Linked DNA regions of Mus musculus: regions 1 and 2 are each linked to region 3. A link is a loop called in an ENCODE intact Hi-C map of the cell type or tissue named here. Cell type or tissue: left cerebral cortex. All regions are shown on one strand.

Region 1 (8,000 bases), 1.3 Mb after region 3:
ACTCTAGTTTTGTTACAAGTATAACTTAGGAGAAAAAATTGGTAGAAATAATACAGTATGTTGCTAATTTGTAACCTACTTTAAACTCTGATTTATAGCCTCACATACAGTATTCAGGGCACAGAAATCTTTTGATTGACTCAAGTAAGTTTTGGCTTCCGTGTAACTTCAAGTTAAAGTTAATTTTTTTCAGCTCTTCTTTATCTCTATACTCTCTTAGTATCGGAATTTCTTATGTTCTTTTAGGAATTTGAGAGCACTGTGTTTGGGAGAAGTTAGGAAACATAAGGAATGAATGAAGCAGTTGAACTTGGAGATACTGTAGGTGCTAATACTGGATCTAATCTTTCAGATTTAATTTGTTTTCTGGGCCTTGTAGTTACTCAGTAAACCCCTTAGATCTGTGTAATAATTTAATTGTATAACGCTCATTTGTTCCTTTAAAGCCTATTCTAGTCTGTCTGCCTTTTAAACTTGTTGCAATAATGTCGCCAAGATATAAACACATTAGTAAAACTTTTCTTAAATAAACCCTCTCTTGTCTTAGTCTATGTGATTTGATAAAGGGAATGCTATGGCATCTTATTTGGATGACAATATTGGAATAACTGATAAAGCATATCTAAGCATTTTTAATTTTTTTATTTAGCCTGTGCGTGCATGTGCGTGCTCTGTGTGAGTGTGCACATGCCATGCATGCACATGGAGGTCAGAATCATATCTTTCCTTCCACCATGAGGACACCAGGGATCAAACACAAATCAAGTTTGGTGGCAGGAGACTTTACCTGGTAGCATCTTACCCACCCTTACTTAATATGAATAGATAGTTTTCATTAGAAAAGAGTTATCAGAATTACTACTGTATCTTGGATCATCTGATGACTTTTAAAAAATAAGGTAGATATTTATCGAGAATACAAAATGGGACTGGTGAGGTGGCTCAGTGGATAAACAGACTTGCCACAACGCCCCATCCCACAGTTCATTCCCCCAGACCCACTTGATGGAAGAAGAGAACCAACTCCCACAAGTTGGAATGTGGCCAAGATGAGGTTCTGGACACTCAAGGTGGAGCTTCCTGGGCCTGCCAAGATGTTACCTTCTGACCTGTGACTCCAGCAGAGTGCTGAGCATGTATGAGGCCTGGCACGGAGAAATAATAAAATCTTCAGGTTCATAAGTCACCTTGTTTTTTTAAAGAATTTTCTGAAATTGGGTGTGGCTAGGCACACCTGGGATAGGAGGGCGGGTCTTGAGTTTAAGGGCAGACTGCTACAGAGTGAGACATTTGGGGACTGTCACTTACAGTTGGTTTTCTCTTTTTAAGAAAAGGCAAAGCCGGGTGTGGTGGTGCACACCTTTAATTCCAGCACTTGGGAGGCAGAGGCAGGCGGCTTTCTGAGTTCAAGGCCAGCCTGGTCTACAGAGTGAGTTCCAGGACAGCCAGGGCTACAGAGAAACCCTGTCTCGAAAAACCAAAAAATAAATACATACATACATACATACATACATACATACATACATAAGAAAAGGCAAAGAGGAGCCCTAAGAAACGACGCACTGACTGCTAGCATATGGTTCTTGATCACACATGTGTTCTCTGACCTCATTTCAGACTAGTTCATAGGCACGCCTTTAATCCCAGCACTCAGGAGGCAGAGGCAGGCGGATTTCTGAGTTCAAGCTACAAAGTGAGCTCCAGGACAGCCAGGGCTATACAGAGAAACCCTGTCTCCAAAAAAACAAAAAAACAACAACAAAAAAAAAGACATGAGCCAAATTCATATGCAAAATGTCTCGGTAACTACTAATCTGACATCTACCAAATGCCCAGGAACTTACTCAGACTGCAAACGTGCAACCGCTTTCCAGTTAAAGATTAGCATGTACAGCTCACCCAGTCTCATACTCCAGTTCCTGTTTGCATGGATGTTTCAAGGAGTGTATCTGAAAGCCACCACTAGTGCAAGGCATCACACCTGAGCCTTGGATGTATCAGACAGGCTCTCTGTACTGGGCTACGCTCTGCTCCCTGTACTTGTAATATGTGGCTTTTTTTATTTTCTATACGTTTGAAAATGTCTAGGTAATGCTCCCACGAAACAACTTGTATGTTGGGTATGGTGGCTAATTCCAGTAGAAGCAGCGGATCTCTGTGAGTTCAAGGCCATCCAGGACAACATAGTTAGATTAGCAGGGGTTGTGGAGGCAGGCTGTAGAGCAAACCACCTTGCATGTGTCTGTAAATTGCCTTGTCCGCAGTGATTGTCGCCCCTAGAAATGTTAAAGACAAAGAAGGAGAGGGAAAGAAAGGAAAGGAGAGGTGTGGAAAGTAACTTTCCTGACTTACAAGTGAGTGAAAGTAAAGAAGGGCCCAGTGTTGAGGGTAAAGCTGTATTACTCGCTTTCTGTAAAAGTCAAAGACAAGCCCCTCTCATAGACAAACACCCAGGGTGAGTTCAAGCAGTCACAGGACTCTCTGTAGGTCACGCCGGAAGCTTGTGATGGAGCAGTTTCTAGAATGACAGCTGCCTACAGAATCTGCTGTAATACACCAAACAGCCAAGGCTTCTGGTTTCTGGTTCTTGTCTCAGAAAATACAACTTCATAACCAACCTCACTAAGCTAATTTCTTATCACTCTGGGCTACTCTACAGATGTAATTTATTTTATCTGTTCCATGCTTATTTGATAATAAAATATCAATCTAATGATATGTGGAACAAAATATAAGCATCCTGTTAGCAGATGAATATTAAAATGTTTACGCCACCAGGAGGCAGAGGTGGGTGGATCTTTATGAGTTTGAGGCTAATCTGCTCTACATAACAAGTTCCAGGTTCGTCAGAGTTACATGATGAGGCCCTGTATCAAATAAAAATAAATAATGAAAATTTTTTGTACGTCAGTGATAAACTGTAGAAAGAGATTTTGTTTTACTTAGTTGCTGGGGACTGGACCCAGGTTAAATGCTAAGATTGTACTGTACCACTGCACCACATTCCCCCGCTCCCATCTATACAAATCATTTTAATTTAAAAAATAGGTATAATACCAAGAATCTTTAGGCTACCACAAATTCAAATTTCCATAACTTTCTATTAGTCCTGTTATTTCTTTTTGTTGTTGTTGTGGTTTTGTTTTTGTTTTTCGAGATAGGGTTTCTCTGTGTAGCCTTGGCTGTCCTGGAACTCACTCTGTAGACCAGGCTGGCCTCAAACTCAGAAATCCACCTGCCTCTGCCTCCCAAGTGCTGGGCTTAGAGGCCTGTGCCACCACACCCGGCTCAATCCTCTGTTATTTCTTACTCTTTCAAGTAGTAATATGTCAGGATGCATAATTTATAGGTATATAAAACTATAAAAATTTGCAATCTGATTCCATCTCTGAAGCTAATTAGGAAGTTTGGCACTTAAAAAATATAAGGGGCTAGGGGCTGGAGAGATAGATAGCTCATTGGTTTAGAGCACTTGCTCTAAACCAGAGGACTGGAGTTTGGTTGTCGGTACCCATGTGGAACAGCTCATAACCACATGTTATGAGCTCCATCAGGATCCAGTGCATTCTTCTGTCCTCAGCTGGCACCACACTCATGTGCAAGCACACATACTAACATACATGAAAATAAGGAAATATATCTATAAAAATAATCTTAAGGGGGCTCAGTGGGTAACAGCACTTGCTATGCGATCGTGACCTGAGCATGTACCACATGCGTATATTGCATTCACACTCACTAAAAAGGTAGAATCCTAGAAAGTCAGTAGGCATTCTTTCATCACCAAAAAGAACAACTCAAATAACATTAGAGAACAACTCTGCGCAAAAAAAAAATGTAAAGGAAGGACAATGGAGTGAGTCTCTTAAATGTAGTTTCAACACACATATATGAATCTGTGAACAGGTTTGGCAATGGAACCAACCCACACACAGTAAATGTTAAAGGAAGGAAGGAACTGGGCCCTGTACCGATTCGCCACAAGACGGCGCTGCCTGGTTTCCTTACTGTGAGCCGAACGCCCCCACGTGGCCGTCCCGAGACGGTGCCACCCGGCACTTCACTCCCGGCCTCCTTCCCCGCCTTCCGGAAGTATGTTCTATAGCTCGGCAAGAGCCCGCCCCGGGGTAGGCGGGGCCAAGGGGCGTGTGTCCGCTTTCCCCTGGGCCTGATTGGTTAGTGCTCCCGCAGCGCGGAGACGTTTTCCTGTCGACGCTGTGTTTGGGGAAAGGAGCGCGGGAGCTGTACCGCTGCTGGTCGGGTCTGTGGGCCGCGGGCTTTCCGCGCGATCTCCGGCGCCCACCGCTCGGGGAGCCTCAGTCCGTGGTGTCCCCCGAGCGTGCCGGCTAGGAGAGAAGGGAAGAGGGATCCCTGAGCCGTGTAGCCGCTTTGAGTGCCAACTGCGAGGTGAGCGCTGGAGTGTCCAAGCGACCCCGGGTCAGTTGCAGCTGAGGACGCGATGTGCCGAGCACTTGACACGATGCACTTTTCTCATTTGAACCGAATGGGCTCCTGGGCCACTGAGGCAAAACGCTGCTCCTGGCGACGACAAGGAGCATTGCGGTTTAGTGTGGTATCTGCCCAGGTCCAGGCCCATGCAGCGGGAAAGATTAGGAGAGAAACCGACCAAGGGACTAAACCCAACACTGAAAAATCAGTCTCTGATTTCGCCATCCCTGGCCAGTGCACCCCCTTCAGCCCCAATAAACTTGTCCCTAAATGCCTTTTCTTGCAAGTAAGTGGGAGAAGCTTTTCAGGGTGTTGGTTTATTTTTCAGGTGTAGGTTCCCGGTTGAGAAACGATGACGGAGGTTCTGGATCTCCACGGACAGGACTCTGATGGGGGTAGTGAGGAGATGGTCCTAACTCCTGCAGAGCTCATTGAAAAGCTGGAGCAGGTAAGCACCCCAAATATGTCCCGTGTTCTTAGCTCTTAACTTACTCCAGGTGTGCAGTACCACGGCTCAGAAAATAAGGAAACAGAAGATTTGTTTCCAAAGAGCAGTGTTTGTAACATCTGCATAAAAATAGGAAGCCAGAAAGCAGGGCCTTCTTTAGGAGTCTCATCTTGTCAGTCTTCAAGGATGGCTAGTAAAAGTAGGCTTTGGACACATGTAGTAGAATGTTTCACAAAGCAATGCTCTGCTGTGCTATTTTGAGGACGTAAAGATGTGTGTGATCTGTAGAGAAGCATGCCATTTCTCTATAGTAGTCTCTTCCTCTGTTTCCTCCCCCATTGGAAGATATCTGCTCTAACAAGAAATTGCCATCCCTTTTGGTCATAATAGCAGTGATTATTTCTTGCATAGTTGTTGTTGTCGTCGTCGTCTTCTTCTTCTTCTTCTCCTTCTCCTTCTTTCTCCTTCTCCTTCTCCTTCTCCTTCTTCTTCTTCTTCTTCTTCTTCTTCCCCTCCTCCTTCTTTTCCTCCTCCTCCTCCTCCTCCTCCTCCTTCAATAATATCTTCTCATGAACCTCGGGTAGTTTAGGAATTCTGAACATGCTTGGGGTTTTTTAGGTTTTGTTTTTGCTTTTTGTTTGTTTGTTTTAAGTTTGTTTTTGAGATAGGGCCTCACTATGCATCACTGGCCGGTCTTGAACTCTCAGAGTTCACCTGCCTCTGCCCTCTGTGTGCTGGCAGTAAAAGCATGCACTGTGTTGCCCTATAAGTTCTGGGACATTCATGGCGTATACTATTGAGTGTTCTTTAGAGGACAGTTGACCATGGGTACCCACCTCCAGTGGATACCTCTACAACATAGCCCCTACAACCAAGGCTCAGGGAACGCCAAAGAAGAGAGAGCAGGAAGAGACAGAGGACCAGGACATCTGCTGCAGGGTTATCCTCTCTATATGTCAGGGAGGCTGTGCCCATGAGAGCTCAGGAATATTGCTGCTTAGACAGGACCCAAACAATGAATGACAATGGCATTCCAACACGGATGGGGAACCTCACAAGGCCCCACCCCTAAGTGAGCTGCAGACGAATAACGACAGCTGAGAGAGGAAGATTATTAGTCTTCCTCGGGATGAGGTCCCTAAATGGTTATCCAGTGCCAAATGGCCATCCCTGAAAACAGACAGACGAGCAACACCGCATGAATCCAGCAGGTTCTATCTATGCATTTATTTGTATATATAGGTAACAATAATTTAAAAGAGGCCATGAATTTTGAGATGGAGTCGGGGGATATGGTTGGCATTGGAGGGAGGAGAGGAAGAGGGGATGATGTAATTGTACTTTGACTAAACTTTAAAAAAATAAAAGGTTCATTGGGTCTTTCTTACAGTGCAGAGTTTCTCATTTCGGTGATTGTGTTTGTTTGGTTGGACTGTATAATCAAACAGATGAGTGGCTTCCCCAGGGTTTTACTGTGTGTAAGAGGCTGAGGTCAGTGTCCTGGCTGGCTGGTCTCTCCTTGGCCTGTGGTGGCTGTCTCCGGTGTCTTCGCTTGTTCTTCTCTCTTGGCTGTGTCTGTGGTAACATTTTGTTTTCTGAAAAGGACGCCAGTCACCGAGTCAGGTCCCATCCTGGTGACTTTGTATTAGCGCCCTCACTTTTTCTAAAGATACAGTAGCAACAACAAAAGAAAGTATTTAGAAAGAGTAAGTGTAAGTCAGGGGTGGCGGGCGGCCAGTCTGCTCTGCATAGCCAGTTCCAGGCCAGACTACACAGTGTGCTGTCTCAGAAAAGGAGAAAGAAGGAAGAAACTTGATGGTGCCGGGATCGGTAAGGAAGTAGAAAGGTGTTCCAGTTGATGCTCTTAGATGACAGGTAAGGCTCGTGTATCATGTGGCATTACTGAGAACTTACCATAGTGATGAAAGAAGTAAGTCAAATAATCTTAGGTTGAATAAAAGCCCCTTCCTAAGAGAAGAGATGGGAAGGCTGCCATACATCATGAGCTGTCCCCAGAGTATTCGTCCAGCAGAGAGCCTTCTACGTGAGACACCTGCAGCTTTCATGGGCCTGGGAGCTGTCTCTAGTGTGCTTTGCTCCATTGTGAGGATCACTCATTTCTCCTGTATTGCTTTTTAGGCCTGGATGAATGAAAAGTTTGCCCCTGAGCTCCTGGAAAGCAAGGCTGAGATTGTCGAATGCGTCATGGAACAGCTTGAGCACATGGTAAGAGTAACTTGTCTCTGGACTGCAGAGGAATAGAGAGCTGAAAGCATTTGATCAGCAAGGTGAAGTGTGGTCTGTTTGCTTGGCTCAGCCCAACACTTTAAAATATAGTTACCAGCTATCTCAGTCACGGTTCTCTAAAGGAACGACTGAAAGACTGAAAATCTATGTTTATTATGGTGGCTGACAGGTTGTGGTCTGGCTAGTCCAACAATACCTGACGCCCAGCAGAAAAGCCAAGAATCTGATAGTAAGTGGTTTGTTCCAGTAGGGTAGATGTCTCAGCTCATCTTCAGTATGTGTTAGGATCGTGTGTCCTGCTACTAGGGAAATAACACCTCAAGAGCCGGGTAGATGAACTTGCCGTCAAGAGTGAGGGCAAGCAGGCAAAAATCAAGAGCCGCCTTTCCCTGTGTCCGTTTATGTAGGCTGCCCACAGAAGGTGTGGCCCAGATTTGAAAGTCAATCAGTCCACCTCAAATGATCGGATCAAGAAAAGTCCCTCACAGCTGTGCCCAGCTGCTTGGGTTCCAGCTGACTCCAGGTGTGGACAAGATGGCAACTAAGATTGGCCATTGCATCAGTGTTTATAAACTACAAGAGTTCCTATCACATTTTTGGCTTAATTTTTATTGTATGTGTATGAATGTTTTGGTAGCACAGATATTTCTGTGCTGAATGCATGCCTGGTGCCCACAAAGCCCAGAAGAGAGGATATCAGACTCTCTGGAACTCAGGCTACAGGGGGTCATTAGCCCACTGTGTGAGTACTAGGCACCAGACCTGGGTCCGCTGTAAAAGCAGAAGCGCTCTCCACTGCCAAGCCCTCTCTAGCCCGAGTTGCTATAAACACCAGCATGGCAGCTTCCTGTGAACA
Region 2 (8,000 bases), 1.3 Mb after region 3:
TCACTTATTCTCAGCATCTTAAACAGCCAGGAGTCTCCAAATTCCCTGGCATTCACTACAAAGTGGAGCCTCTCTGGTCAAGACTGGAAGGTATTTGTCTGTAGGTATAAACACACATTTAAAAGGCAGTTTGAAGGCAAGCTAGCAAAAAACAAACAAAAAAAAAACAAAAAAAAATAGAAAATGAATGCAGATGCATATGGAAAGGTTATAGAGGAGGGTTTCTGTACAGAATGTGAAGCAAGCAGGTAACATTTTCAATCTTCATTTTCCTAGAAACCTAATGCTTCTATAGCGATATTCCTCTCTGTTTACTATGTACAATTTAACAGCGAAGAATGTCTCTCAATCGCTTGAATGCCTGTTTATCAAACAAAAAGCCCTGGGTTCAAGCCCCAGCATCCCATTACCCTAGCAATAGCCTACACCTGTAATCCCAGCACTTGGGCGGCAGAGGTAGGAAAATCAAAAGTTCAAGACTACCCTTAACTACATAAGTTGAGGCCAGTGTCTGGAATACAGGAGTAAGAAATAGATCTTTCTCAATACTTCTGATAGGGTAGCAGATTAGAAGCCACAGCACAGAAACTCAGTAACAGCGGGGAAAAAAAAATTAGTCAAGATGGTGCACAATAAGTTTTTGTTCTGTAGAGGCAAAGGAGATGGGAGGGCTGAGAATTGCAGCCCAGCTGCAGCCCCATTCAAATACAAACCACTTAACCAAATTAAACTGCAGTCTTACTGGACTGGAGAGCTTCAATCCATACTTGTGGTAGGCAGAAAAATGCCCTCAAGACACATGCACACTATTTTCTCAAGCCTATGATCATGCTAAGATAGGCAAACGGCAGTGTCTACAGTCTAGGGGGGAAATGTTTGCAAACCACGTGTCTGATGAAAGACTTTTCTTCAAAATATACAAATCCCCAAATTCAGTGAGAGGAAACCACACTGTTATGGTTTTGGAATGAGTTGTGTCCCTAGGGGGGTGGGGGCGGGGGTCTACAGGTAAAGATTTGGTCCTCAAGATATGGGGAGGTGTTATGGGGCCCTGTGGGACGTTCTTAGGTCAGTGGAGACGTGTCCTCAAAGTGGACTGTAGGACCCATCTTCTTCATCTGCTTTCCAGGTTAGAATAGATTCCCTTAGAACATCGGTTCTCAACCTGTGGATCAGGCTTCAGAGGCTGGACAACCCTTTCACAGGGATCACCTAAGACCATCAGAAACACACTATAGTTCAGAACCATAGCAAAATTACAATTATAATACAGAAATAATTTTATTGTTGAAGGTCACAACATGAGGAGCTGTGTTAAAGGGTCGTGGGATTAGGAAGGTTGAGAACTACTGCCTTAGGATGTGCCATCTACTGCAGAGGGACTGAGCCAATGGAGCTACTCAATCTTGGACTCCAGTTTCCAGAGTCATGTCTAAAATAAACAGCTCTTTATTGCATAAGAAGCCCGTGTCAGATATTCCAGTACACTGGTAGAATACTGACTACTGTACACATACTAAACAATGGAACCTATTAAGATGTATTCTTACCTAAACATTCATAAACACTTCTCCAGACTTCAGAGGGAAGGGACTGGAGAGACAGTTCAGTGGCAGTAAGTGCTTACTGTTTGTCTTAGTCAGGGTGACTATTGCTGTGACACTGGGACCCAAAAGCAAGTTGTGAGGAAAAGTGGCTTATACTTCCATGCAGTGGTCCATCATTGAAGGAATCTAGGACAGAACTCAAACAGGACAGAAATCTGGAACAGGAGCTAAAGCAGAGGCCATGGAGGGGTGCTGCTTATTGGCTTGTTCATCATGTCTTGCTCAATCTGCTTCCTTATAGAACCCAGGACCATCAGCCCAGGATAGCACCAACCACTATGGGTTGGGCCCTCGCCATTGATCACTGATTGAAAAAATGCCCTGGAGCTGAGTCTTATGGAGACATTTTCTTAACCTTGGTTCTCAACCTCCCTGATGCTGTGACCCTTTAGTAGTTCCAGAGACAGAATTAGTTGCTTTAACTGAAGTGTTTTGCAAACCAAGTCAAGGTACTGTGAAAAATGAATCTATCCTAAGTCTACCAAGGATGAAGGAGAAGAAGAAGAAGAAGAAGAAGAAGAAGAAGAAGAAGAAGAAGAAGAAGAAGAAGAAGAAGAAGAAGAAGAAGAAGAAGAAGATGATGATGATTAGTGTCTTAGTTAGGGTTTTACTGCTGTGAACAGACGCCATGACCAAGGCAAGTCTTATAAAGAACAACATTTAATTGGGGCTGGCTTACAGGTTCAGAGGTTCAGTCCATTATCATCAAGGTGGGAACATGGCAGCATCCAGGCAGGCATGGCGCAGGCAGAGCTGAGAGTTCTATGTCTTCATCCAAAGGCTGCTAGTGGAAGACTGACTTCCAGGCAACTAGGGTGAGGATCTTAAGCCCACACCCACAGTGACACACCCATTCCAACCAGGCCACACCTATTCGAACAAGGCGACACCTCCAAAAGGTGCCACTCCCTGGTCCAAGAATATACAAACCATCACAATTAGTTTTTGTTGTTATTGTTTTGTGTAATGAATAAGTGCATAAGATACATTAGATACTAAAAGTGTAAAACGTACTGTGAAGCTCCACAGCTTCTGTTCTGGGTGTCACTTCTAACTGGATAGAAGTTCATTTGTATAGATTTGGGGTCTGGCTAATTTTGGTGTGTGTTGTCTTTATTTATTTGCAAGCCTGTTAATAATAAAGTTTATAAAATTAAAAAGGGAAAAATGCCTTTACAGGATTCACCAATAAAAATAAATTGAAATCTCAACCTCTTTTTAAAAAAACATACACAGACTTGTAGGCTAATTCTATAGAAGCTTTATTTGCAATTCTAAAACTGGAAATTTCCTGTCTATCAACTAATGTGCTGGTTTCAGTATACTTGATCCAGGGATTGGCACTATTTGGAGGTGTGGCCTTACTGGAATGGGTGTGGCTATCTTAGAGGAACTGTGTTACTTTGGGGTTGGTCTTTAAGACCCTTCTCCTAGCTACCTGGAAGCTTGTCTTGTCCTGTTTGCCTTTGGAACTTTCAGTTCTTTCTCCAGCACCATCCCTTTCTGGAAGCTGCCATGCTTCCCACCATGATGATAATGGACTGAACCTCAGAACCAGTAAGCCAACCCCAATTTAATGTTACCCTTAATAAGAACTGCCTTGTAGCCGCGCGGTGGTGGCACACGCCTTTAATCCCATCACTCAGGAGGCAGAAGCAGGCGGATTTCTAAGTTCGAGGCCAGCCTGGTCTACAAAGTGAGTTCCAGGACAGCCAGGGCTATACAGAGAAACCCTGTCTCAAAAAACCAAACAAACAAACAAATAAAAAACTGTCTTGGTCATGGTTTCCCTTCACAGCAATGGAAACCCTGAGGCAGTACGTGAATGAATAAATGGGGAAAGTCACAGAAATGAAATTACGTATGGCACAACAGAGGAATCTCAGTAGAATCTATACAATAAGAAGGAGACGAAAAACTCTGATTCAATTTAAGTGAAAGTTAAGAAAACACAAGTTTGTTTCTAGTGACAGAAAGGTTAGTACTGGGCAAAGGGGGTCTGCTGAATGGCTGAAAGGTATGACTGTAAAGAGTAAGGAAGTTTTTAGAGGTGGTGTTTATTATCTTGATTGTACTGATGGTTTAAGGGCATGGACGTGGTAGAAGTTAACAAATTATGTCCACGTTAAATGAGTGGGTTTACTATACACCCTTTATTGGGATAAAGCTATTCATTTTTGAGACAGGGTCTCACCATGACGATCTGGCTGGCCTGGTACTATTTAGGTAAACTGGGGTGGGCTTGAACTCAGAGATCACCAGGGAGTGGACGACCTCTGCCCTGTCCCCCGCCCTATGCTGGAAATTTTTTTAATGCTATTTTTAAAACCCCAAAAGAGAAATCAATTATCGTGACAACTGATCAAGTATCTAATCAATTATCAGTATACTAAAAAGTTGTACTAGAACATCGCCACCACCAGACGTGCATAGGGATTTTCCTGGATGTCTTGCAAAGATACAGTCAGTAAAGTGGGGACCAATGAGAGAGAACTGTTGTTGGTCCAGTCGGGTCACCTAAGCGGGTATAGCTGGTGTACATGTCTCTGGGACGAAAAAAACCAACACCTCAAGAAGAATTGGAGAAGGGATGCAGGATAATGCAGAACAGGAATACCATCTCCTCACTCTCGTTCAAGAGGGTTCCAGGGGCCAAATGCATCCCCAGTAGTGCGCTTTGTAGTTGTAAATATCTGTGTCTGTTGGAATTGGAGAGTGACGGTTGTTTTTGTGGAGCGAGGTGGGTTAGCCCACGTGAAAGCTGGAACGCTTAATCAAGAAGGGAACTATTCCTGTGCCCACAAACCACTTCACCACAACCAACAGGGAATTCCGAGTCTCTAACCCCGGCGTCTTTCCCGGAACTCCCGGATCCACCGATCACGTCCACCTCATCATCATCATCTTCTTCCGCCCGGAAGGGTTTCATTCGCCTACACTAGGAAGACTTCTCTCCCAGCCACCGCGCACCTCACCGCAACGCGCAGCCGCGGAGGCGTCGCTTTACGGCCGGAGGGGGCGGGGTGTCAACGTGCGGCACAGAAGGTGTTCGGGAGAGGCTAGGTTTTTTTGCGACAGGACGTAAGCGGCGACGGAGGTGGCGCGACAGCTGCTGGAGGGCCGAGGAGGCGGGTTTGTGTTTCCAGGGCCGAACCAGGATGTGGGGGGGCGCGGGTCCTGGGCTTGGGTAGCTTGGAGTCCCTCGGCTACAGCCATGAGTGAAGGGGATCGGCGAGGGGGGAGGCCTGGGGCGTCTTTGGGCGGTGGGTGGCTCCGAAGGGCTGGCGGGCCGGAGAGCCGGCTCTAGGCCGGCCATCTGACCCCGTGTCTTGCCCGAACTCGCAGAGCGGCGGGTCCTGTCCTCGCCATGAGGCCGCAGCAGGCACCGGTGTCCGGGAAGGTGTTCATTCAGCGAGACTACAGCAGCGGCACGCGCTGCCAGTTCCAGACCAAGTTCCCCGCGGAGCTGGAGAACAGGGTATGCAGCCCGGCTTCCCCTGCTCCTGGCCCTGCTCCTGGCCCTGCCCCTGGCCCTGGGGAGGGGAGAGTCCCTGGAGCGGGAGGGAGTGTCTCACGGTTCGGGAGAGCATGAGACGTCAGGATTCATGGGAAAAGATATACGAAGGAGGTACGGTCTAGTATTTGGAGAAAGACCACTAAGGCTAATGCTCAGAGTACAGTGATCATATAGAACTTTTAGGATGCTGGCCCGCAGTCCACCCAAGAGTGTCCTTAACAGGATGCCGACACACACACACACACACACACACACACACACACGGTACTTGACACCTGGTTGAAGCTCACACACACACACACACTCACTCAGTTATTGACATCTTGATGAGGTGCTAATTCCTGGAACTCCAGGCCACCTCATACCTCCTGTGGTAACCTATATCCTACTGCCTCAGACACGCGAAAGACAGCGTCATAGTCATGACTGGTATCTGTGGTCACTGTGCTGGTCATACTGTTCAGCTGAAAGGGTTTATTAGGGATGTGCTCGGCAGTCCAGACAGGCCTTCTTGGAACCTGAAAAACGTACACGGTCCCGGGCAGGAACGGCAAAGGAACTTGTAGCTGAACCAACCCTGACTCCCAGTCATTATCACTGGGAACTTCCTGTTTGCCTTGCATATCAAAACGGTCATGGGGCAGAGGTCCTTTGGGCAACCTTGTAAACAAAGATGAGATTTGTGTACCATTCCTTCAGATTTAACCACACCAAAAAAAAAACAAAAAAAATCTACTCGTCTACCCAATGTGATCCTCCTTTTGTTCTTCAGCGATATTACTCAGATTCTATTTCCTGTTCATAAATCAGTTTCTGAAGGATGAGGAACTTGGAGGGTAATTAAGCATGGTGTGGGTGTGGGGCTAAGAAATGCTGCTTGTGGACTAGGTAGGTGGAGATGAGTGTGTACTAGAGAAATGTGTGCCAGCCATTTAAAATCAGAGGGGTGGTTTGTAGGCTGGGTGTGTGGCTTAGTGCACAGAGCCTGTTTTTTCCAGGTTGAAGGCCCAGGGATCTATCCCCAGCACTACATACTTACTCAGGCCAACTACCAGCTACTAGGAAATCTAAGGCTGGAAGACTGCATGTTCCAGGCCAGCCTAGGCAGTTTGAAAAGACCATGCTCTGAAATAGCTTGGAAAAGGTGGTGATCCTGAGATAATTCAATGGTAGACCACTTGTCTAGGATGTGTGGGGCTCTGGTTTCAATCCCAGTACTGACTGATTGTTAGGCTAGAAAATTCTTTATTTCATTACCTTCTCCTTAAGTGGGATTTATGGCTGTTGGCAAGTTAGTGGCACAGTTGCCCTTCTTGAACTGCAAATTAAAGATGAAGCAAGCTTTGAAAAGATACTGTGTAAACAGTGTGTGGTCATGGACACCTGTAACCTGGCGCCCAGGTGCCAGAGGCAGGAGGATCCTGAGTCCTAAGCCAGTATGGACTGCATTGCAAAACTCTTGTCTCAGGGAGAGTGAGGAGGGAGAGGATAACAGGTTTTGATTGACTTGTTTGTGACATGCCATTTAAAGGCCTCTGTTGGTTTATAAGTCAGACTTCTCTCTTTATTGAGCCAGGCACGTATATGCGACATCAGGCATTCGCCTTTCATTGTGGATGGTAGAACCTTTCCTTAATAATCTTAGGTTTAAAACCCCCATGTAGTCACACACACCTTTACAGGAAATTGATGCTGCTGAACTCTGCCGTCCAAATTGGTACTTGATTGACTTGCTAAACCGCAGAATGGGTAGTGGTGTGTGTGTGCTATGTGCCTTTGACTCTCTTACTGTTGAGTTAAACACTTACGTAAACCACTTGGGGAGGCTTTTATGGGTATGTGCTGATGATACGTTGACGTTCTCTTGACTTTGTGTGATGGGGCGTTGAGAGGCTTATTTCTCTGCTGACCTAGAAGTAGTGGTGCTGCGCTGCGCTGCGCTGTGCTGTGCTGCGCTGCGCTGTGCTGTGCTGTTGCCAGGTCTGGCTTTCAGTCCGTGGGAACATCACACTCGCCAGTGTGATGAGAAACTAATGCACAGATGTCCTATTTGACATGATATTTAAAAATGCACGCATGCTATTTGAGGGCACAGAATTGTGTCAGCTGAGCACTGTACTCCGCTGCCTGTTACAGTGTGATGCTTTGATGCCTGAGAGCCCAGCTGCCCCAGTCGTTCTTCAAACGAACCTTTGTTGTTGTTTTAGCTAGAATGCCAATGTTTTAGTCCCCCTAGTCTTCTGGGAGAAGAAAATCCAAACGGACTGTAGTAGAGACGAATTCTACTTAATCTAGTCAGCAGGAATAACCTTTGACTTTACGATATGTTTGTGATCGCTTTAGCTTCAGCAGTGTGTATTTCATCAAAAACAAAACTTCTGAGAAAACCATTCCTAGGTCCATTCCATTTTAAATGGTGTTTATTGGGCCATGTTTTGGTTGGTTGGTTGGTTGGTTGGTTTTTTGGGGTTTTTTGGGTTTTTGAGACAGGGTTTCTCTGTGTAGTCCTGGCTGTCCTGGAACTCACTCTGTTGACCAGGCTGGTCTCGAACTCAAAAATCTACCCGTCTCTGCCTCCCAATTGCTGGGATTAAAGGCATGCACTACCACTGCCCAGCATGGGCCATGTTTTTTTTTTTTTTTTTGGGGGGGGGGGTCCATTTTTGCATATCTCCAAATTTCCAATACAGTTTCTGAATTACTATCCAAAGACCTTTGGAGGACTGATGACTATCTTAATGTGCCTAGACACAACAGATTTTTAAAACTCCTGGATTTTTTCTCTAGAGCTTAAGTCCAGTTGTGTCACTTGATCACATTAAAATATAGCACAGACATATCATGTAGTCTGGATTTTTAAGCGACATTAACAGAAT
Region 3 (8,000 bases):
CTCCTGTCTCCTCTTCTTCCTCCTCTTCCTCCTCCTCCTCTTTCTCCTGTCTCCTCTTCTTCCTCCTCTTCCTGGTACAGTTTCCAGAGGTTCTGTTTATCATGTGCACAGTGTATTCCATCTCTGGGTTTTGCATCTCTTGAAATGTGTTCTCATAACCAGCATTCTCACCGGGTCTCTCCCATGAAGCATGTGTAGGGTATAGGTGTGGAACATTCAGAGAATTCGTGCTTGGTCTCCAGGTCGCTTATCACAGGCAACCGTGATGATTTTCTCTGCCAGTAGAATATACTAATTGTCTGGATTCCTGTCCTAAAGGTGCTGCCAAGATCTCTTGCCATTCCTTTTGTTGAGGTATCCAGGAACTTGGGACTCCCGCCTATCCTGGTCCACTCTGACCTGGTGCTGACAAACTGGACCAAAAGGAACCCAGAAGGGTAAGGAGGGAAAGGATTCCTTCAGTTAGCAGCAGATTGAGAAAAGACTCAGGACTTGAACTGTCTTCGCAGAAAAGACTCAGGGTCTTAGGGCTGTTTTATAGTGAGCTGTGTGCTCCCATTCATTTAATTTAGGGTTCCAATAAAAGGGAATGCACACATTTAAACCTGAGACATTTCTTCTTCCTGGGCTCTCAGGCACACTGGCTTGCTGCTTCCAGTGCCCATCTGGATCTCTTAATCAGACTGTCAGCCTCCAGCTGTAATAATGACACTGGGCTGTTTTTTCTCAGCATGTTCTGTGTTCCATTCAAGTCAGGTTAGGATGGGGTGTCTGGAGGTGATCTCTATGGTTCTGAATAAATGATTTCACGTGGGTGGAATTCTGATTCACACCATCTATTCTGTCTAGTTTACACCATTCCACACTTGTCCCGGGCACAAAAGCATCTGTTTATTGACTTTTCAACAAACAACCAATCCATGGAAACTTCATTTTCACAGTTGAATCTGTCTCAGGCGGTCGACGCAAGGCAGCATTTACTTTTGTTATAAATTAAAACAGCAAACAAGAAGTCCAGGCTGGACATAAAGGGACCTTTCTTGGCATGCTGGTTGTAGGTAGCCATGCAGTGCTGAAAGAGATGGTTGAGATCTGCTGTGGACCCTTTCAAGAGACCCTTCCTTTTAAGAACTGGGGAGGGCTCCTCTTATCTACAGTCTGCTGAGCCTTAGAACTTCATGCTTTCTGGGATGATGATGTCATATGACGATGATGTCATATGATAATGTTACATGATGTCATACGATGTTGATGTTGTATGGTGATGCTATATGATGAATGGTATCATGATGGCATCATATGTTGATGATAAGCTTGTTTGTGACTGGGGACTGAATGAACCTTCACCTGTGAGGCAGGAGCTCCACCCCTGTTTTCTATCCCCAGCCCTCTCTTCAGCGTTTATTTAGATACAGTTTCTCTCACAATGCCAAAGCTGACCTGAAATTCACACTGTAGCATAAGCAGTCCCTGACTTGGTGATCCTTAGACCTCCTCAGCCCCTTGACTATCTGCCACTAACAGCATGCACAACCAGGCCTGACTTGGTCTTTGACCAATTATACAGCAACGAAAAACTGATCTGCATTGAAAGCTACTAAATCTAACTTAGAATTGGAGTAGGTGAGATGATAAATATGTGCGCCTGGACTATTGTGAAGCTGGGTTTGTGATTCAAGGGAAATTGGGAGATGAAGTCTTAAGGGAGGTGACAGGGTTGAAAACAACCCCAGGAAATGAATGTCCCATCAAGTGAGGTACAGCACCCAGAGATGCAAATGCAAGCCTGGAGCTCCCCCACCGTATTTCTTCTGAGCCATCATCTTCCTGAGTCTTTTAAGATGTCTACCCAGGGCTTATTAAGTGCTTTGAAGAAATGAAAGAAATAGAAGCAACACCCCCCCCCACCTCCACCCCCACCACCCAAACAGTTCAGTATTGAGACAAAGTAGCTCTTAACACAAGTCAAAGAACAACATAAACAGTATCTTCAGAACTCCAGGGGGAACAGCAGGGAAAGCATGGTGCCTGACCAGACGCTGATGTAAGGCCACTCCTAACAGGTGGGTAGGATTAGAGTAACTGAAGTGGGGTCTGCACCGAGAGGCAGCTAGAGAGAGGCAAGCAAGAATGTGTACATACACAGACACACGACACGGGCTGTCAAGTGAGATCTGGTTTCTGCTGTCACCCAGTGGCTCACTGTCCATCCTAGGTGGGTCCTGATCCGTACATGTGCCAGGGCATTGCAGATGAGTGTGGGAGCCTGGGTACCCGGGACCTCAAGAATTATATCTGGTTACTAACTAAGTTGTTTTCTTTTTTTTTTTCTTTTTCTCTTTGTTATCACCAATAACTATTATGCGACCAGACCGTTGGAAATCAGGTAAGATGTGCCTTTAGAACCACCCACTGTTACCTTTAAAGGCTTGTGATAAAGCAAGAGGGTGGCATGGTCAGCTGTATGGATGGAATAGCATCAGCTGTCTATGAACTCCTGAAAATTCGAAGTGCATTAAAAAGTCAATAGTCCAAGCAGTAGCTCTGATGGAGGTTAGCTTCTAGGGGTGCAGGGATTAATTTTTCTTAACCACATTTTCCTGTATGTCCATGATTTAAAAAAAAAGTGTAGTGTAAGAAAAGAAACCGTGGCTCTGTGAAAACTGGCAGAGATTTCTTATTTCTGAAGAACATCAGCAAAAGGCCAGAAACAGGCAGGTCACAGTGACAGAAGGGTCCCTTTGTAATCCCTTCTTACCTGATGGGCTGGAGCCCTTGTGAGTAGGTGTGGTCTATAGTCATAGGCTCCACCTTCCCCGGGGAGCAGAGCTAGCAGAGGAGCCAGAGTCACATCCTGCGCTCTCTCTCTCTCTCTCTCTCACACACACACACACACACACACACACACACACACACACACACACCCTCCTCAGCTCTGTGGAGCATACAGGTGGATGGCAAATATTCCCCAGGCTAACACCTCTGCTGGACCGAGGAGATGTGTGACTCACCTCCGCTTTGCTGTTTTGAGGTTTGAGGCTGGGCTTTGCTTATGTTTGAGATGCTGGGGACAACGCAGATGTGTGCAGATACTCATCTGGGTTCTGTATCAGGTCAGATTTGGCTCTGATGGGAAGACAGGACAGCAGCAGGTTGATTAGAAATGACCTCCCTCCTCCTCCTCCTCCTCTTCTTCTTCTTCTTCTTCTTCTTCTTCTTCTTCTTCTTCTTCTTCTTCTTCTTCTTCTTCTTCTTCTTCTTCTTCTTCTTCTTCTTCTTCTTCTTCTTCTTCTTCTTCTTCTTCCACACATTATATTCTATCCACAGTTTCTCCTCCCCTACTCCTCCCAGTCCTCCTCTCACTTCTCCTTTCCCTAGATCTACTCCTACTTTTCCAAAAAAAAAAAAAAAAAAAAGCAAGCCTCCTGGAGCTATCCTCCAAACCTGCCCTGACATAGTTACAAACAGCAGCCCCTCATTTCAAGGCTTGATGAGGCAACCCACTAGGAGGACAAGGATCCAAAGAGCAGGCAAGAGTCAGAGACACTCTTCCACTCCCACTATTCGGAGTTCCACAGGAACACGAAACTACACACAACCACAACATATGAGCAGACGGCGTAGGTCACGCCGATGCAGGTTCTGTGATTGTCACTTCAGTCTCTGTGAGCCCCCATGAGGTCGGCTTGTTTTTGATTCCGTGGGCTGTGTTCTCCTGGCGTTCTCAACCCCTCTGACTACTGTAGTCTGTCCTGCCCCTCTTCTGTAGCGTTCCTGGAGCTCCACCTACTGTTTGGATGTGGTAATGACAGGCTTCCGGCCGCGGTTCTGTGGCAGCAATTCATCCTTGGGTTAGAACTCTAGTCAGGCACGCAGGCACACACCCATAATGGTCATAGTTCTCAGGTCATAGGAATTTGGCTCTAACTGATCTGATTTTCTTCTTTTCTTGGTCTCTTCCTCCAGTAACCTGGAAACCATCATCTCATTTCCGGGGGGAGAGAGCCTGCGGGGCTTCATCCTAGTGACAGTCTTGGTGGAGAAGGCAGCAGTGCCCGGCCTTAAGGTATCTTCTTACTCACCCGGCCCTCTCCCTATGGTGGTTTTCCCCACGTGGACAGACAGAGGCCTCCTCCTCCTAGGGTTGACGATGAAGAGACATATCTGAGTTCTAGCCTGTGGTGTCAGTGCCCTTTTAGCCTGGAGTGAACCGACTTCTCCGTCTACACCCAGGTACCACACGCTGAGTGCAACAGACACCCACTGCGCTAGCTGTTCCACTTCATGGACCTGCAGAAGCTAGAGACTCAGAGGTCAAAAAGAAAAAGACTGTTTTATGGAAAGGCAGATAAAGGCATATCCATGCATATCTGTAGGGATGCCAGAGTAGAAACGACTGTGATATGGGAAACCCAGAAGGAATGAGAAAGCACTTGTGTTGAGGCTCTTGATGTCACAATTTACGCTCCAGAGATATTCCAGTAGTGTGGGCTACTCCGTGGCGATCTGCATCCCGCGGGGGTTTTAATAAAAAAAGTTACTTCGTAGCACCTCAACTGAGAACGTGGATCTTATTCCTAGGCCCTGGTTCAGGGAATGGAGGCCATTCGGCAACACAGTCAGGACACCCTGCTAGAAGCCCTGCAGCAGCTGAGACTCTCCATCCAGGATATCACCAGAGCCTTGGCCCAAATGCATGGTAAGATACTGGAGCAGCGTCTCCAGTGGCCTGGACTTGGGCAGGTCCTACGTGGATGATGGTGGTCCATCTCTCCACAAGATGGCGCTAGTGTTCTATATTTAGCGTAAAGCGTCCCAGTCAGAGAATTGTTTTTTTTTTTTTTTTTCCAGTCGGCAGAAATATTTTTTTTAGAATCGTTCTTTATAGTTTCGTGTGGTTGGGGTAGCTTCCCTTCTCCAGGGTCCAGATACGACTTTGGCATGCTGATCTCTTAACGAAGCCTGGGAGATTGGATGGGCCACAAGGGGGAATGTTGGTTATACAGGTTAGGCTTGCTGGCGGGCAGGGCTGTCCCGTGGGGGCGTCTGTAAGGCCCTCAAGAGTCATTTGCTTTTCCTCTCTGACCATGTTACAAATCCAGAAAGACCCTCATGATCCGCTGAAGGAGGTCCAAGGACCCGGAGAGCTCCCCAATTAGACTCCTTCCAAGCCATCTGATCCTGAGACAAATTTCTCTATGTGATGACTTTTTTTCAAGGTTTTAGAACTAGCTGTATTCACACACGTGGCGAAGGAGAAGGACACGTGTCCACACTTTTCAAAGATGGCAACAGTATCCTCCACACCATCCCATGAAGCCCTTAGTGTGGGCACGCCCTCCTCGCGTCTCCGGATGGAGGATATGTCCTAGCCTCTGAAATACTTGCAGTCAAAATAGGGCACTAGTGAGGACAGTTTAGTCCAGTGTTCAGTGAGTTTTCATCCCCAGTGCTGAGACGCCATGGGAAGGGCAGTGTTCCTGGCACACAAGCAGGCTGACAACAGCCTATCAGACAAGGACACACAGCTAAGGGGCTAAGGGCTGTCCGATGATCCTTACTCAGTGTGGCACTGAGGAGCGGAAACAGGTCGCCACCACCTTGCCTCTATGCAGGCACCTTGCCAGCAGTACAGAGTCAGCAAGGGGAGGCGCTTGCCATACTATAACAGTTACCATAAAAGAGAGATCATGTTTAAAAACAAAATCAAACGCTGGAAGGCATAGGCAGGGGGTCGTGCGTGTCCTTGGCACGGAGTCTGGTCTGCATGGGCTGCTTTTGTGTGTGATTCGGAGAGCGTGGCTGGGTGGATTCCCTCCACTCCCAAACCCCCAACTAGATTTTACCAATAACCAATCACTGTGTTTAGAGCCCAGCTTCAGCAAGCATCCTGGGTTTCCCTCAGGACATCCTTCCTTCCTTCCCAGGCATGTAGGGTCCATAAAAATGCCTTTTGTGGACATCGGAGGCCCACTGCGCTGCAAGCCAAGTCCCCAGGCCTTTGCCCAGCCTAACATAGTTGTACAAATAAGGTTTGTTTAATGCCATTTGCAAGCAAAAATTCTCCACTGAAATATGGTCCCAGGACTGTTCGTTAGCTCTTACGTAAGAAATGATTCAGGAAGAACAGGTTGGAAATATAATCCCCCATACTTTCTTCTGAAGTTTTCATCTTTTATACTTAAGTTCTTAACTCATCTATTATCATCTGCATGTGCTATGAGATAGCAAATGAATTCAATCTCCCTCCTGCAGGTAACGTCCACATGGTCTCTCCTTAGATTTGGTTAAAGGAGCAGGTTTTCTGCAGTGGCCTCTGCTCTTTCCCTTTGGGTGTGTCTCTCTGCTCTGGGTGCCCTTAGTCTCTTCTTCCTTTTCTCTGGAAAGTTCCCTCCCTGGTTTTCTTCTTCAGGGGCCTGGCTGTCTCTCGGGAGCCTTAGCAGGAACCACAAAAAGAAACACAGAAACCAAACCCTCAAATGGGGACTTAGTTCAAGCTGCATTAAGTATGGATTCTGATATTATACGTGCAATTTCTATCACGGAAGGAAAACAGGCCAAGGGACTAGAAGCAGCATAAAATATTAGTCTGCATTTCCTGATGACTTCTTCTAACTCATTTGTCACGGTTGCTGGGTGGTCTTTATCTGTCACATGCTGTCTTGACACAAGGACCCCTCTCTGGTATACACCTTCATTGGCTACCCAGTTTCCCTGTGTGAGAATTCAGCATCTGCATTTTCATGCGCAGGGTTCCTTGAGTTTCTTCCAAAGGAAGGCAGATGCCTAAATTCTGTTTTATCAACAGTTATTTGCATTCTTGTGTGTGGCAAACATATCTTTTTATTTAGTTACTTCTGCGCTGTTTGTTTCTACCTTATAGAATGAAGCAGGTATTTAAACGTTAACTTGGAATCCAGCCCTTTGGTAAACTACATTCTTATTGATTACAGCAGTAATTTACAGGGTTAGCTGGGTTTCTATGCAGAGATCTTGTTGCTGAGACGTATGCTTAGGTTCATCATTAATTATCTTTTTCTTAAAAATAATTTTCCCTCACATAATATATCCTTCCCCTTTTCTCCCCTCAGTTTCTGCCCACCTTCCCTCCCACCCAGATCCACCACCTTCTGTGTTACACTGGAAAACCAACAGGCTTCTAAGGGGTAATAATAAAATAAAGTAAGAGAAAACAAAAACTATCATGTTAAGTTGGACAAGACAAACAAACAGATGGAAAGGAGCCTGGGAAAAGGCACATGCACACACACACACACACACACACACACACACACACACACCAAGAGACAAAAAGTCAGCTGTAAGTGCACATGCATCCACACACTCAGGATACCACAAAACACTAAACCAGAAATCATAGCATATATACAAAGGACCTGTAGGGTAAAAAAAAAAAAAAAAAAAAAAAAAAAAAGTGTGTGTGTGTGTGTGTGTGTGTGTGTGTGTGTGTGATAGAGAGAGAGAGAGAGAGATGGGGGGAGGGAGAGGGAGAGGGAGAGGGGGAGGGAGGAGAAGGAGAGGGAGAGGAAGAGAGGGAGGAGAGGGAGAGAGAGGGAGAGAGGGAGAGGGGGAGGGAGGAGAGGAAGAGAGGGAGAGAGGGAGAGGGAGGAGAGAGAGGGAGAGAGGGAGAGGGGGAGGGAGGAGAAGGAGAGAGAGAGGGAGGAGAGGAGGGAGGGGGAGGGGAGGGGGAGGGGAGGGGGAGGGGAGGGGGAGGGGGAGGGGAGGAGAAACAGACAGAGAGAGACAGACACAGAGATATGAGACAGAGAGACAGATCCTGTCTAGAGCGCTGGCGAGTTTTATGTGAACTCAGCACATATAGATCATCTAAGAGGAGAGCTCCTCAGTGCAGAAGAGGCCCTCATAGGGCAGGGCTGTGCTCAAGCCTGTGGGGCATTTTCTCAATTAGTGATTGATGGGGAGGACCCAGCCCATCGTGAGTGGAGCCACCCCTGGGCTGGTGGTCCAGGTTTCTATAA

What was found. Peaks named below come from ENCODE experiments on the same cell type or tissue, not always from the same donor. Only the 100,000 strongest peaks of a DNase experiment are listed, where the experiment ranks them.
Region 1: it touches region 3 in a loop (3-fold over the local background); 2 of 42 quality-filtered maps call a loop at or near these places.
Region 2: a loop joins it to region 3, with 3 times the contacts of the local background. A loop is called at or near these places in 3 of 42 quality-filtered maps.

What each region holds. Positions count from the first base shown.
Region 1 is chr8:23,233,877-23,241,876 of GRCm38, reverse strand. Gins4 (GINS complex subunit 4 (Sld5 homolog)) reads left to right here and starts at 4,209. Exons shown (of 8, transcript NM_024240.6): 1 at 4,209-4,407; 2 at 4,778-4,897; 3 at 7,037-7,123. The coding sequence starts at 4,802. It overlaps Golga7 (golgi autoantigen, golgin subfamily a, 7), which reads left to right. Exons shown (of 5, transcript NM_020585.2): 5 at 1-551. Gm39141 (a long non-coding RNA gene) reads right to left here and starts at 4,097. Exons shown (of 3, transcript XR_870246.2): 1 at 4,009-4,097. In left cerebral cortex, CTCF peaks have their summits at 2,772 (motif pointing right) and 4,002; a DNase peak (open chromatin) is centred at 4,069; H3K4me3 peaks cover 857 bases; H3K27ac peaks cover 657 bases.
Region 2 is chr8:23,253,759-23,261,758 of GRCm38, reverse strand. It overlaps Golga7 (golgi autoantigen, golgin subfamily a, 7), which reads left to right and starts at 4,679. Exons shown (of 5, transcript NM_020585.2): 1 at 4,679-5,085. The coding sequence starts at 4,975. In left cerebral cortex, a CTCF peak has its summit at 4,040; DNase peaks (open chromatin) are centred at 4,093, 4,624, 5,602 and 7,184; H3K4me3 peaks cover 2,250 bases; H3K27ac peaks cover 1,241 bases.
Region 3 is chr8:24,543,206-24,551,205 of GRCm38, reverse strand. It overlaps Ido2 (indoleamine 2,3-dioxygenase 2), which reads left to right. Exons shown (of 10, transcript NM_145949.2): 4 at 319-437; 5 at 2,372-2,386; 6 at 3,967-4,066; 7 at 4,582-4,699. Among named protein-coding and RNA genes, the nearest start is that of Ido2, 29 kb to the left of the region's middle. In left cerebral cortex, CTCF peaks have their summits at 3,789 (motif pointing left) and 4,770 (motif pointing right); DNase peaks (open chromatin) are centred at 3,792, 4,764 and 5,300; H3K4me3 peaks cover 503 bases.